Regions from separate parts of the Homo sapiens genome. Here region 1 is linked to region 2. A link is an interaction called in ENCODE POLR2A ChIA-PET data of the cell type or tissue named here. Cell type or tissue: Panc1. All regions are shown on one strand.

What was found. ChIA-PET counts read pairs that join two places held together with the same protein. Peaks named below come from ENCODE experiments on the same cell type or tissue, not always from the same donor. Only the 100,000 strongest peaks of a DNase experiment are listed, where the experiment ranks them.
Region 1: POLR2A ChIA-PET joins it to region 2 with 16 read pairs; 3 of 35 experiments call an interaction of 5 or more read pairs at or near these places.

What each region holds. Positions count from the first base shown.
Region 1 is chr20:31,665,181-31,673,180 of GRCh38, reverse strand. It overlaps BCL2L1 (BCL2 like 1), which reads left to right. Exons shown (of 3, transcript NM_138578.3): 3 at 7,095-8,000. The coding sequence ends at 7,232. It overlaps LOC124904883 (a long non-coding RNA gene), which reads right to left and starts at 2,076. Exons shown (of 3, transcript XR_007067559.1): 1 at 1,991-2,076; 2 at 1,496-1,605. In Panc1, no CTCF peak of the experiment used is centred here; no DNase peak of the experiment used is centred here; H3K27ac peaks cover 3,221 bases.
Region 2 is chr20:31,783,738-31,791,737 of GRCh38, reverse strand. TPX2 (TPX2 microtubule nucleation factor) reads right to left here. Exons shown (of 18, transcript NM_012112.5): 12 at 7,817-8,000. Among named protein-coding and RNA genes, the nearest start is that of MYLK2, 32 kb to the left of the region's middle. RefSeq lists enhancers at 2,983-3,482, 5,619-6,118. In Panc1, CTCF peaks have their summits at 2,725 and 2,929 (motif pointing right); no DNase peak of the experiment used is centred here.

The sequences.
Region 1 (8,000 bases), 120 kb after region 2:
AGAATTGCTTGAACCTGGGAGGCTGAGGTTGCAGTGAGCCAAGATCATGCCACTGCACTCCAGCCTGGGCAACAGAGTGAGAGGCTATCTCAAAAAAAAAAAAAAAAAAAAAGCAAGGACACCATGGACCAGAGAGGTGAAGTAACCTGCTCAAAGTCACACTACTTGGAAGAAGTGGGAAGGGTGGGCACAGTTGCTCATGCCTATAATCCCAGTACTTTGGAAGACCAAGGTAGGAGGATGAGGCCAGGAGTTTGAAACCACCCTGGGCAATGTAGTGAGACTCCATCTCTCCAAAAATTTACAAGAAAAAAAAAAAGAAGGAAATGTGGGCAGTGAAGCCAGGATGGGAACTAAAAGATCAGATTCAAGTAGGGACTATACTTCAGCCTCTGGCTGGTCCTCTGGCACTTGGGCCCCTTTCCTCAGGGCATCATGCCAACCTTTTCACCTGACTTCTACAGGGTCACAGGCACCTACAAGGTGACCTGCATCGTTCAGTTGGCTGCCTCTGGGCAGAGATCTAGCTGAAGTCAGTCTGTGCCTGTCTGAGTAGGTCCTGGGCCAGACTTGGTCCCTGCCTGCACTGAGCCCCCAGACTGTTGGGGGAAACCAGGCACACAGAGGCCATCAACCCAGGAACACCCCTCCTCTCCCTCCCACCTCAGGGCCTTTGCACTTATTACCTCTGCTAAAACAGGCTTTTTTTTTTTTTTGAGACAGGGTTTTGCTCTTGTTGCCCAGACTGGAGTACAATAATGTGATCTTGGCTCACTGCAACCTCCATCTCCTGGGTTCAAGCAGTCCTCCTGCCTCAGCCTCCCAGGTAGCTGGGATTACAGATGCCTGCCACCACACCCAGCTAATTTTGTATTTTTGGTAGAGACAGGGTTTCACCATGTTGGTCAGGCTGGTCTTGAACTCCTGACCTCAGGTGATCTGCCTGCCTCGGCCTCCCAAAGTGCTGGGATTACAGGTATGAGTCATTGTGCCCGGCTCCCCCAGATATTCTCTGTCACCTCCCCAGGACTTAAAACCCTATCATCTCTAAAATTATCTTTTTTTTTTCTTGTTATCCTCTCTGCTTCCCAGTAAGACAGGGTTTCTCAACCTTTTTTTTTTATCATCCACCCCTGCAAGGAGTCTTTTTCAGATTTTTTTGTCCTAATTGCCCTCCCATGAAATTTGAATACCTCAGCTATACTATACTATATATAGTATATATAGATATAGATATGTATAATATATAATATATAGTATATGTAAAGTATATATATAGTATATACAGTACTATATATACTACATATTGTGTGTATATATATGGTATATATAGTATAGTATAGCTGAGGTATTCAAATTTCATGGGAGGGCAATACCTATATACTATATATACTATATACTCTATATCTCCTTATGTGCTGTGGCCCTGTGGAGAGCCACAAATCACTGTAATGTCTAAGAATGCTTCACTTCACGCCATTGGAGGTGATCTTACCACCATTGAGAATGGACTAGAACATAAGCTCCATGGAAGCCTTGCTCACGGCTGAGTCTCCAATGCCAGCCTCAGTGCATACCCCTGGTATAAACAGAAGTCCAAGGAGTCTGGGAACAGAAAGGAGACATTCATCCCAGAGGTTGGGGAGGGATGAGCAGGGAAGAGGGGACTCCAAAATGGAGTCCTATAGGCTTAGTAGGGGTTGGTTAACTGAGGAAGATATGGAGTGACCAGTTAAAGGACAGTGTTGGCAAAGGCACCAGGGCCTGAAGCACTCAGGAGTATGTAGTGTGGGGCCATTCCAAGTGGGTGGCCAGGACTGTTGAAGCCTCTTGAAGTATTGGAAGAAGGACCTTGAAAGTGATACTAGCCTGGGCATCTCCTAGGGGCCAAGTCAGGAGACCCAGTTTTCTAGTGTAGGCTCTACTACAAACCAGCAGTGGAAACGTAGAATGGGCAGGTGGGTTGGCCTTGCTGACTTCATGGGCCTACCTGGCTAGGAATCCATGACTCTCCTGTGGAGGTCATTAGCCATTGCCTGTCGCCAGTGGCCCTACAAACCCCCACATGGAAGTCAGCTACCCCACTTTCCTCTTAACTCAAGCAGAGGATGCAGACAGGCCCTTGGGCCTGGGTCTCCTAGAAACCTTTGTGACATCAGAGACCTCCCTACAACCCACTCTTAAACCTCATCCCCTGCCTACCATGCCAGCCTGGTTAAAACCAGTGGGAGCCACCCAAGGTGCAGTAGGGGCTTATCTCTGCTTTTCCAGACCAGGGCTGCTCTGCAATCCTGTTTATTTATCCAGAGCAGCCGCCTGCTGAGAAAATGGCTCTGTTTATTTCCAAGTGTGTCGTGTGAACCATGGGCTAAATATACCCACGCCACCGCCTCTCCAGCACCCGCCCTGGAACAGCACGCCCCATTTTGCTCATGCTGTCTCCGCAAAAGCAATCCTTAGAATCCACACCCCTTGGAAATACTACTCCCCTTCCCCAGGAAAAGAAGCTGAAATGGAAATGAAGGTTGTCATGACCAGGAACACATGAGTGGAAGCTGGGGCAGGTGAAATGAGAATGTTTCTATGGCACTGAAATGAGAATGTTCCCTCCACCCAGGAATGACTGTTTCTGGACAGTGAATGCTTTGTGCCCTTGTGGGGACAGCGCCTGTTTACTCCAACCCAGCCCCAGAGCTGAAAATTTCCTGTGGCTGCCAGCCGTCTACTTCAGGAAAGTTCCCATCAAGGGAGCCAGGCCTCTCCCATTTTGGCTGCAACCCCAGTGTCCCTGGTTTCTTGAGAGACATTTGGCCTCTTGGGATAACCAGGGCCTTCTCCTATGCTCTTCATAGTGTGGAACTCTCCCCCATCACAGATAAGCCTATTTTGTGACTCCACCTGGGTGTACTTGGGAGCAACAAAATCAAACCTCCTGTAAGAATATTTTTGTCTGCCAAGACCCGCAGAGGCTAGCTAGGATGGAGAGGGAGACAGGGAAGCATAGCCACGGCCCTAGTGCCCTCCTTTCCCCAGATCCTCCACCTCAACCCTGCTCCCACATTCCTTCTCCTGGAAATCCATCCTTTCAGCACTACTGACAGGACAGGTCCCTCCAGCCTCCAACTTCAGGGAAGTGTCCTGACATAGCAGCCCTCCCTTTGAAGCTAGGCAGTCTTGCAGTTTGATCCCGACTCTGCTATCTGTTTGCTGAGTGTTCCCTGCTTTAAATATCAGGCATCTTATTTGTGAAATGTGGCTCAAATCTACATCTCAGGATTCTGATGAAGATGAAATGGGATACCAATGCCTGACATGTAGTAGACATGCAATACATTTGTTAACTCATGTATTCTCATGTATTTACAGAGCAAGACACTGTTCTGAGCACTGGGTGTATAGGAACGAGACAGGACCTCTGCCCTCATCAAGACACATCTAGTATAGGCCGAGGGCAGTGGCTCACGCCTATAATCCCAGCACTTTGGGGCTGAAGAGGGCAGATCACTTGAGGTCAGGAGTTTGAGACCAGCCTGGTTAACATGGTGAAACCCCATCTCTACTAAAAATACAAAAATTAGCTAGGCGTGGTGGCAGGCGCTACTCGGGGGGCTGAGGCAGGAGAATGGCTTGAACCCGGGAGGCGGAGGTTGCAGTGAGCCAAGATTGCACCACTGCACTCCAGCCTAGGTGACAGAGCAAGTCTTCGTCTAAAAAAAAAAAAAGACACATCTAGTATGGAAGACACATCACAACAAAAACAAAGTACAGAATCTAGTTATGAGAAGTACAGCTTAATGGGGGAAAAATGTGGTGAGGTGGTGAGGCCGGGCATGGTGGCTCACGCCTGTAATCTCAGCACTTGGGAGGCTGAGGCAGAAGGATCCCTTGAGCCCAGGAGTTTGAGACCAGCCTAGGCAACAAAGTGAGACCCTGTCTCTACAAAAAATTTAGAAATATTAGCCAGGCATGGTGGTGTGTGCCTGTAGTGTGGCAGCTACTCAGGAGGCTGGGGCAGGAGGATCATCTGAGCCCAGGAGGTCAAGGCTGCAGTGAGCCATGATTGCGCCACTACAGTCTAACCTGAGTAACAGAGTGAGACACTGTCACAAAAATTTAAAAATTAAAAAATAAAGCACTGAGAAGAAAAGCTGGCATGGTGGTCATTCTGTGTAGTGTAGTTCCTGTAATCAGGAGGCTGAGGCAGGAAGATTGCTTGAGTCCAGGAGTTCAAAGTCAGTCTGGGCACATCTTTTAAAAACAAGAAAAAAAAAATGGTGGCTGGGCATGGTGGCTCATGCCTGTAATCCCAGCACTTTGGGAGGCCGAGGTGAGCAGATCACCTGAGGTCAGGAGTTTGAAACCAGCCTGACCCAACGTGGAGAAACCCCGTCTCTACTAAAAATACAAAATTAGCCAGGTGTGGTGGCACGCGCCTGTAATCCCAGCTACTTGGGAGGCTGAGGCAGGAGAATCGCTTGAACCTGGGAGGCGGAGGTTGCAGTGAGCTGAGATCGCGCCATTGTACTCCAGCCTGGGCAACAAGGGTAAAACTCTGTCTCCAAAAAAAAAAAAAAAAAGGCCAGATATGGTGGCTCGTGCCTGTAATCCCAGCACTTTGGGAGGCCGTGGGCGGATCACTTGAGGTCAGGAGTTTGAGACCAGCCTGGCCAATATGGCAAAACCTTATCTCTACTAAAAATATAAAAATTAGCTGGGCATGGTGGCACATGTCTGTAATCCCAGCTACTCAGGAGAATCGCTTGTACCCAGGAAGCAAAGGTTGCTGTGAGCCCAGTTTGTGCCACTGCACTCCAGCCTGGGGGACAGAATAAAACTGTGTCTCAAAAAAAAAAAAAACTGAGAAGAAAAATCAAGGAAGGTAAGGGGACAGGCAGAGAGAGACGGGGGTGGTGTACTGTTTTAGACAAGGCAGTCAGGGAAGGCCTCCCCTAGGAGGTGACATTTGAGGGGAGTCATGGTTGTGAAATGAGGGAGTGAGGCAGGCGACGACCTGGGGTCAGGTGCTCCAGGCAAGCAGGAACAGCAGACTCCTGCGGCAGGAGACGTTGGAGGAACAGCAAGGAGGCCAGTGGGACTGGAGTGAAGTTCAGGGGACAGGGGTGGGGAGGAGGCCAGAAAGTGTTGGAGCCAGATCCCACTAGACCTTGCTGGCCAGAGTAAGGAGTGGGGACTTTATTTCAGGTGTGATGGAAGCCCTGGGAAGGTTGAGAACTTGGAGTGACTGAATGGAGTGTGCTTCTGCAAGGGCTGAGATTCATGGGTCACTGCTCTCTACTGCCTTAATGTTGAGGATTCCTTCAGTCAAATTAGCAGCTCAGTGCACATGGCATTTTGCTAGGTACCAGGGATACAAAAATAAATGATGCTGCCCTTCTAAGTGCAGGAGAATGCTGCTGGAGGGCTTCCAGTGTTCTTAGAAAGCTCTGTGTGGAGCATGGACTGAGGGGGTTGTCAAGACTGGAAGTGGGCCACGGCAGGGGTCACAAGTGAGCAAATTGATAGGTGAGACCTGAGGCCAACTGGAGATGGCATGCCTGTCTTGAGGGAGCAGCCACTCGGCCATTTGGGACTGGTTGGAAATGTAGGCCCAGTGTGGCAGAGGTCTTGGTAGAGAGGCAAGAACCAGCCAGTAACTCATTCATTTTACACACACACACACACACACACACACACACGGTACTATGGTACTTCCTTTTTTTTTTTTGAACGGAGTCTCTGTCACCCAGACTGGAGTGCTGTGGTGCGATTTCTGCTCACTGCAACCTCCGTCTCCCGGGTTCAAACAATTCTCGTGCCTCAGCCTCCTGAGTAACTGGGATTACAGGTGCGTGCCACCACACCCGGCTAATTTTTGTATTTTTAGTAGAGACAGGGTTTCACCATGTTGGCCAGGCTGGTCTCGAACTCCTGACCTCAGGCAATCCACCCACCTCAGCCTCCCAAAGTGCTGGGATTATAGGCATGAGCCACCGCACCCAGCCTGGAACTTACTTCTTTCTTACATATTTCTAGGTGCCAGATGCCAGTTTTAGATTCTGGCTCCACCACTGACACAGCTGGGTGACCTTGATCCAGTCCCTGGACCCTCAGAGGCACAGCTTCTTGGCCTGTAAATGGGGAGAGACAGCCTGCATTGCAGAATTGTTGGGAGGATTAAAGGACAAATTGGGTACTACGCTTACTCATAAAAGTTATGTTCTAAGCGTCCTTCTCCCTGCCCCACAGGCTGCTGCACCCTGGGCTGGGTAATTTAGCCCACAGCTCCTCCTTCCCCCTGTCATGTGCTTCCCTTCTGACTTAGATTCAGGGCAGAGGGCTGTTGATCACAACCTCCTGGGCCCAGAGTCACACCCCCTGCAGTGGAGGATGTCCGGGACAAGGCCTCACAGACCCCGTGATGGAGGCCTGTCAGTCCTGCATCATTGTTACCCTCTCTCCTCTGCCCTGCTCTTCTTGTCACCAACCTGCCCACCAGAGGCTCCCTCCAGAGGGAGGAGCCTCTGGCTGAAGTCCCAGGACCCATTCTACCCCTGAATTGGCCTCAAATGACCCTGGGGATTTAGCCCTGGGCTTCCTTATCCCTCCCTCTGGTGCAGCAGTAGAAAATCTGAGGCCTAGTGGCTCCACACTCCACACTACCCTCAGACTCAACTCTAGGCTCCTTGCGGCTTCCAGGCCACGTATGGTCTGGCTCTTGCTCACCCCTGCACCATCATCTCCCCCATGCCCTCCTCTCCTGCACTCTGCTCCAGCCACCTGGCTTCCATCAGTTCCCTGACCCTGCCCATCTCGTTCCCACCTTGGATTCTGGAGTAAGTGCTACTTCTTGACTTACCTCAGACAGGGCACTTTCCTCCTCTCTACCTGTTTCTCAGCAGTAACATGGTTTGATTATCACCAATGGAGGGTCAAGAAAGAGGACCACCCTTAGCCCTTTACCTGGCCCAGAGTGGGCACAGATGGCTACAGTTTTTCACATCACCAAGGCCATAGCATGCAGATGGCCCCTTTCCCCACCCACCTACATCACTCTCTGAGGACTAAAACTGCACCTTCCTTCTCTCTCCCTGCAGGATACTTTTGTGGAACTCTATGGGAACAATGCAGCAGCCGAGAGCCGAAAGGGCCAGGAACGCTTCAACCGCTGGTTCCTGACGGGCATGACTGTGGCCGGCGTGGTTCTGCTGGGCTCACTCTTCAGTCGGAAATGACCAGACACTGACCATCCACTCTACCCTCCCACCCCCTTCTCTGCTCCACCACATCCTCCGTCCAGCCGCCATTGCCACCAGGAGAACCACTACATGCAGCCCATGCCCACCTGCCCATCACAGGGTTGGGCCCAGATCTGGTCCCTTGCAGCTAGTTTTCTAGAATTTATCACACTTCTGTGAGACCCCCACACCTCAGTTCCCTTGGCCTCAGAATTCACAAAATTTCCACAAAATCTGTCCAAAGGAGGCTGGCAGGTATGGAAGGGTTTGTGGCTGGGGGCAGGAGGGCCCTACCTGATTGGTGCAACCCTTACCCCTTAGCCTCCCTGAAAATGTTTTTCTGCCAGGGAGCTTGAAAGTTTTCAGAACCTCTTCCCCAGAAAGGAGACTAGATTGCCTTTGTTTTGATGTTTGTGGCCTCAGAATTGATCATTTTCCCCCCACTCTCCCCACACTAACCTGGGTTCCCTTTCCTTCCATCCCTACCCCCTAAGAGCCATTTAGGGGCCACTTTTGACTAGGGATTCAGGCTGCTTGGGATAAAGATGCAAGGACCAGGACTCCCTCCTCACCTCTGGACTGGCTAGAGTCCTCACTCCCAGTCCAAATGTCCTCCAGAAGCCTCTGGCTAGAGGCCAGCCCCACCCAGGAGGGAGGGGGCTATAGCTACAGGAAGCACCCCATGCCAAAGCTAGGGTGGCCCTTGCAGTTCAGCACCACCCTAGTCCCTTCCCCTCCCTGGCTCCCATGACCATACTGAGGGAC
Region 2 (8,000 bases):
AGACCTACTTCAGCTATTGCCTGTGCCATTCTGCTAGTCTCCTAACAGTCTTTCAGCTCCACAACTCATTCCTCCAATTCATTGTCTGCATGTAGTCCACATTATTACTCTAAAACACATTTGATCACATTACTTCCTGACTTAAAATTCTTTAGGCCAGGTGCAGTGGCTCATGTCTGTAATCCCAGCACTTTGGGAGGCAGAGGTGGGTGGATCACGAGGTCAGGAGATCGAGACTATCCTGGCTAACACGGTGAAACCCCGTCTCTACTAAAAATACAAAAAAATTAGCCGGGCATGGTGGCGGGTGCCTGTAGTCCCAGCTACTCGGGAGGCTGAGGCAGGAGACTGGCGTGAACCCAGGAGGCGGAGCTTGCAGTGAGCCAAGATCGCACCACTGCACTCCAGCCTGGGCGACAGAGCAAGACTCCGTCTCAAAGAAAAAAAAATTAATTCTTTAATGGCTCCTATTGCTTACCTACAACAGCATAACAAATTCCTTTTCGTGAAACACAAGGCACTTGCTTGAATCTCACTCATAAATATCGCCTTCATGGCCTCCTTAGTAGTAGCATTAATCTGGTACCCTCCTGACTCTCCCGCCTTACCTCTCACCCCTCCTTACATATCACGTTGCAACCACAACGAACTACTGATCGCTCCCCAAATGGTTCCTATCTCATTACCTTTGCTTGTGCTTTCTCTGTCTGAAATGCCCCGGCTGCTTGAAAGCACCCAATTCATCTTTTCAAGCCTCCACTTTTATAAAGCCTTTCCTCTTTTATAAAGCCTTTCAATAGATCTCTCCACTCCCAGGACCTACAGAACTGACCCCTTTATCCCATTGTATATGGTTTTATCACAGTCCATACAAAACTTAATTGCACTTATTTATTTAGATGTTCATTTCCCCCTGCTAGCCTGAGTGCTTCGAGGATGGAGACTATTTTACTCCATCAGACCCAAGTACCTAACATAGACCTTGGCAAGTATAAAGCACTCAGTAAATGTTTGTTGAATGAATGCAGTAAGAATGAATGAACACATGAGTAACAGAATTTATACCTTGGACTCTAGGAGGATACCTTGGGAGCCTTCTCCTTAATCCCAACAATGCTGCAACCGTTCGAAACATGTTTGGAATGTCTTTCTTGGAGTGGCTTTCAAAGGCACTTTCTGGACCATGCAAGACAGTTGCTCAATCTTTACTATTCATTTAACAAATAGTTTACACCTCTATTATCTTGGACTACTCAGAAGTTTTAGTTCCAAATAACCTTAGACTAGATCCTAAAAGCAAATTAATGTTTAAAATACACGTGAAGATTTGTCATCCTGGGAGGGATCCCAAAGGCTCATCTCAGGATTCAAGATGCATGGCTTTTCCAAAATGCTTTTTGCAGTATCACAATCATTGGAAGGGATTTACAGTCTCTCAAGGTGACCACTGAGAATGCTCATTCTGCTGTGAAATTTCTTATATGTTTTCTAAAGAATGCTAGAATCATTAGCATAGTGAAATCCAATATAGCAGATCTTGTATTCAGAGTGACAAAACTCCAAGAAATGGGTTGTCAAATGATGTTTACCATAAAACAGCAACAACAACAAAATCTGCTCTTCTATAGACATGTGGACACTAGCATCTTGCTTGAATGCACCAGGGGCAAGTGGAAGAGAGACAAATAGTGAGCAAGAAGCCACGGGTCTGTCTGTTCCAGCCCAGCTCTGCTTCCAATCTGTATAACCTTAAACACATCAGATATCCTTCTAGGCCTTGGGGTTTTTTAATAAAATAAAGTAATTGAAATAAGTAATTGAGGATTCATTTAGTTCTGAAATAATTCCCTCTCTCTGCATTCACCCAACAGAAATGTCTGCATTTTAAAAGAGAAGCAAGGGAAACCTCTAATAAGTAGGCCATGAAGGAGATATGTATGAGTGAGCTCAATCTCTTAATTAGTTGGGGGAGAGGAAAAGATGATTTATGAAAATCATCTTTGCAGCAACTATCCACTCACACCCCAGCCCCCCTTCCATCAAAGTTAACTAGGGGCTCGATTAGAAATAATGAAAAGAAAATTGGGTTTACAGAAACAAAGAAAGTTTTTTTTTGTTTTTTTTTGTTTTTGCTATTTTAAGTTTTTTAAATTATAAGCTCCTTGAGGACTGGAATATTGTCATTTGCATTCTTTTGTCTTCCCATATCACCTACTAGAAGACCCCGTAGTAACTGTTCAATGAACATATGTTGGTTAATATTACCATATTTACTCATTTACACATCTATATGCTCTACCAGACTATGAAAGCTTTGAGGACAAGGGCCGTGTCTTATACCATCTTTGAATTCCTAGTGTCTAGGTGCATGTCAGCTTCTACTATTACTCACTCAGTTATCCGATATCAGAGTGCTTGTGCTGTGGTGGTCACTATGCTAGGGGCTAGGGATACAGAGTGAATAATATAGATACACACGGTCCCTGTTCTCAGGGAGCTCACATTCTAATGGAGGAAAGAGACAATGAAGATTTAACAAATTAAATACTTCCAAATTTTCACAAGTGCTCTAAAGAAACCCAGCAGAATATGGAGCTAATGGTTATTAGAGGGATGCTCCCTCAATGAAGGGGAAGGTATCTCTAAAGAGGTGATATGTGGTTAGAATGGGGCAATGTGGGTGGATAAATGATGCATTTAGGAAAAGCAGCCAGGACTGGGGATGGGAATGGGGAGGTGAATACCTCTCCCTAAGACAGGATGTGCCCCCCAAGTACCCTGGGACAGGATCTCAGGCCTGTCCCAGGGCAGTTAGGAAACTACTCTGAAGCAATGTTATTTTGGGAAGTATATATATTTTAAAAAAGCCTGCTGCCCTCCCCAAGTCATCCCTAAAGTATCTCTGCTAAAATTACTCACTGGTCTCACTGACACCACATCCACCTCCGTGGTGCCCCGGCTGCCCAATAGAGGTCAGCACCAAGTTCACATTTCACACCCTCGTGCTCAAGGCTTTGTCACTCCACCTCTGCCCCAGGAGTCCTTTTCTCATTTCTGCCTCACTTGGGCCCACTGCTGCCCAAGCCCATCTTTCATCAACTCTATTTATTGTCCCCCTGCCACTTATCAACCACAAGTGGAAGTGCAGAGGAAACACTGTAAGGACACACGAAACAGCTTCAGCACTGGGGGGGACGTGGATGGGGAACAAAAGCATCAGACAGACAAGCTGCATCAGGCTCTGGAAGGTGGGCTCTTAAATTCTGCTGTAAAAGTCCAACACTAGAAGTTCAAAGACTTTTTTTTTTTTTTTTTTTTTTGAGACAGAGTCTCGCTCTGTTGCCCAGGATGGAGTGCAGTGGTGCAATCTCAGCTCACTGCAACCTCCACCTCCTGGGTTCATGCAATTCTCCTGCCTCAGCCTCCTGAGTAGCTAGGAGTACAGGTGCCTGCCACCACGCCCGGCTAATTTTTTTTGTATTTAGTAGAGACAGGGTTTCACCATGTTGGGCAGGCTGGTCTCCAACTCCTGACCTCAGGTGATCAGCCCACCTTGGCTTCCCAAAGTGTTGGGATTACAGGCGTGAGCCACCGCGCCTGGCCGACTTACTCTCTTATAAATGTTTCTTTTAAATGTTTCCATAGGCAAGCTATAATCCCCTGTGAAAGGAAAATAAATCTTGGGACCCCCAAAATCAGTAAGCCAAGGAGAAAAGTCAAGCTAGGAACTTCAACATGCAAACCTGCCTCCCATTCAAAGATGAAAAAGGTACATACCTCCCTCACAATTTGCCCACTTGAAAATTCCTTGGGGGCCCCAAGTTCTTCACCCTAAAACAGTTCTGTTGAATTTCACCCTGACAATATAAATTGATAGCTTATCTTCACAGGTACAGGACAAAGGACAGAACTCAAAGTCATCCCTTGGCTCACCTGAGAAATGCGTATCTGATTGCTTCCTCTGCCCTAATTATCTTATGTAAAAATGCAGATTCACTGAACTAGATGAATGCATAAGTAACTATTCCTCTACCCCCTCTCACATGTGAACAAAGAATGCAACCATTTGCCTCTTACCTACCCATACCTTTTCAAAATCTCTTCCCCTTTCCCCACTATCCACCCTTTCCCCTTAAAATATGAAGCCCTCAAAATCATCTTTGGAGAAAGGTACAGACCTGTCTCCCAGGCATGCATCCTTAACCTTAGCAAAATAAACTTCTAAATTGATTGAGACCTGTCTCATACTTTTTGGTTTGCACCCCTTTCAAAACCTCCCTTTCTGAAAAGTGAAGCGGGTAGAAGAAAACACATCTAACATCTCTTCCTATGCTATGCTTCTCTAGAAACCAAGAGTTGAAGTCAAATCACTGGAAATTTTAGTAGGGAAACCTGCAAACAGCCAGTGTCAAACTCAGAAACCTCATTTGCCAAAATAAATATGATAACAGTAAGCATTGTAGGGTACAATAATACAGTGTTTAAGGAGATGATGGGCTCAGATTCTGGTTCTGCATACTAGATACCTCTCAGTGTTTATTCCCTTGTCTGAAAAATAGGGATAAGTATAGACTCCACCTCTTAGAAGTGTAATCAGACATAAATAAGACAATCTACATAAAGTACTCAGGACAATGTAAGCACTCAATAAAATGACAATTACTATTAATAATACCCCTGCTTACTGCGTGTCAGGCACCATACTCAGTGCTTTATCTGGGCTCCCTCTGTGATGTACCCAACAAATCTGTTTATGTAATAAGAGCCCCAGAGGATTCTGAGAACCAGCTGGATTTGGCAAACACTTCCATTCCGCAAATCGTATCAATTCGGTCACACCTTACCTAGTGCTTTGCAGATCTGTTTACACAGAATTTTCACAGGTATAACCTGGTACCCAACTACTCTAAGATCTCAACTAACTCCTAATGAACTCTGGTCACCCTTCCCTACTTACTACTTCACCCTAGCATTTCTAGAGTACACACAACTGACAAACCAATTTCCTAATCAGTGTTTTCAAAAATGTAGTTCAGCTGGGTGCAGTGGCTCACGCCTACTATCCTAGCACTTTGGGAGGCCAAGGCAGGTGGATTGCTTGAGACCACGAGCTCAAGACCAGCCTGGGCAACATGGCGAAACCCAGTCATTACTAAAAATACAAAACTTAGCTGGGCATGGTGGTGTGTGCCTGTATTCCCAGCTACTCAGGAGGCTGAGGCATGAGAATTGGTTGAACCTGGGAAGCAGAGGTTGCAGTGAGCTGAGATTACACCACTACATTTCTGCACTCTAGCCTGGGCAACAGAGTGAGATTGTCTCAAAAAAAAAAAAAAACAGTAGTTCAGGTGTGACTGATGCTATGAGAAAGGATCTTAGGTGAGGTGTAGACTGTTGTTTTTTTTTTTTTTAAATAAGCACATACTTCCTAAGAACCTTCTATTTTAAAAGGTAACCTCTATTTTTATATAACAGCATGGACCCTGGAATCATATCACCTAAGATTCGTATGCTAGCTCTGCCGCTCACTAGTTTGTGATTTTGGGCAAGTTATTTAACCTCTATGTTTCCTAACTGTAAAATGGATTAAGTACCTACAGTGCTTACCTCATAGGGTTGTTGTGAGAATTAAGTGCATTATTATATAAATGTAAAAAGCTTAGAATAAAGACCTGGCATGTAATAAGCATTATATAAGTATTAGCTATTATTGCTGTGTTATTTGTGGCAAAAGGTACTGGTTTTCCATTTACATATTTATTTAAAAGTTCCCTTTAAATTTACGTTAGGTTACAAAGTGAGTTGATTTTTAAAATAATAATATTGGTATGTAAGGTACAAGGATATAGGACAAATTGAGAGAGTGGTACATAAATAAAAACAAAAACTTAGGTAGGGGGAAAAGCTTGGAGGAAAATATGTTATTAAAAGCAAGGTGCCAGCCAGGCACGGTGGCTCACGCCTGTAATCCCAGCACTCTGGGAGGCCAAGGCGGGTGGATCACCTGAGGTCAGGAGTTCGAGACCAGCCGGGCTAACAAGGCGAAACCCCGTCTCTACTATAAATACGAAAATTAGCCAGGCGTGGTGGCATGCGCCTGTAATCCCAACTACTCGGGAGGCTAAGGTGGGAGAATCGCTTAAACCCGGGAGGCGGAGGTTGCCATGAGCCGAGATCACGCCATTGCACTCCAGCCTGGGCAACAAGAGCTAAACTCCAACTCAAAAAAAAAAAACAAAACAAAAAACCAAAAGCAAGGTGCCAAAAGAGTGTTATAGAAACCCTGAAGAAATAATTTCTCTTATCTGGGGCTCCATTATCTTGTATGTAAAACTAAACGTTGAGCCCTTCTGGCTCTACAACTCTGAGGTTTGCATATAACCTACTTTTCCCTTGTTGTATTCACAACACTGTTTCCTCAATGGGTAAAGACAAAGAAGGCACAGCCCTTGGAGATTAATCACTTGGGTGGGGGAAGATTTCTTAACAGTTTATTGTAACAGAGCTTGGCATATAGTACATATGCATCATGGCAGGGAAAAAAAAGCATCGTGAACAGAAGTCACGCAAAAAGCTCTCAATCAAAAGTAGGTATCAGGGAGGAGAACCATTTCTAAGCATAATCATGATTTTTGTAAAGCCTGGAAAATATAACTTCAAGTTGCTTCTGATTTAGTGCTAAGAAAATACAATAAACAAAACTAGGTACTCAGTCAAAGGTAATACATTGGTGCAGTTTCCCCTAAAAGCATGGTGACTCTAAAGCAAGCAAAAAGAAAGAAGATAGGAAAACAGAGTGCTTCTAGAGTTATCCCGGACCTGCATCAATCCAGGCAATCCAAACCAGTGGCGGCGGGTGAGGTCCTCATCTGCACTGAAATGTAACTAAAAGCCGCTTTCGCATTTATGCAGGTGCTTAACTCCATTGCTTATTCTCTGACTGTAGCCTTGCTTCCTGATTGCACATTTTCTCTAAACTTGTGGTTGTGAGCCTATTATCAAACTACAACTCACTTCTCTGAAACAGTTTCCAGTGGCTCTTGATAAACTTTTCTCCAGCTTAACTGACCCACTAACAGCTCCCAGTAGAAGCTTCTTGTTTCCCACCGTCAGGCTTTTTATCATGTAATTCCTACTGCCTGGAATGTTCTGCCAATCCAGTCCATTTGCATTTCTGCAAGTCAAAATTCTATCATGTAATGGAGAGGCATATAATGAGGTATTAGGATCACAGACTCTGTAGCTAGAGTGTCTGAACTCTTACTTGCTCCACCATGTACTAGCTGAGTGCTCTAGGAATACTACATAACCTCTGTGTGCCTCGGTTACCTCATCTGAAACAGGTGATAAAATAACCCACCTAAAGGGGTTGTTGTCAAAACTAATGGGCTAATATATGAAAAGGGCTTAGAGCAGTCCTGGCACACAGTAAAATTGTCAGCTATTATGACAACAATAGCAACACAATAACTATTACTACAGTACATCGTCAAGGCTCAGGTCAAATGTGCCTCTCTACAAAGCACACCCTGAACTTTCTATCTGGAAGAAACCATTTTCTCCTCTGAATTCCTATTTTAACTGTCATCTCTCTCAGAACACTTCTGTCCATTTTCTATTATTCACACATATATTGTCTCCCATACCAGACTTTGAGTTAACTAAAAGCAAAATCCACTTCCGATAAGTCTCTTTATCACCTGCAGTTCCTAATATGATGCCCTGCTCATAATATCTACCCAAACTTTTGTGTGAATGGGTGGATATCTGGTCATGAGCAGTACACTTCTGCCAGCACACATAGCCTCAACCTTACCACAACATCTTCCAAAATCTTAGTAGGGCAAGGTCTGGAATGAAATTCAAAGTGTTCATCCTCTGTTTTCTTCTTTGATTCTCGCTCCTGGATTCTTTTCTCAATTTCCAAATCAAAGCCAATAGGCTCGGTGGGTGGTTTCACAGGTGGTTTCTTGGGCAAGATGGGCCCACCTTCAAGTATT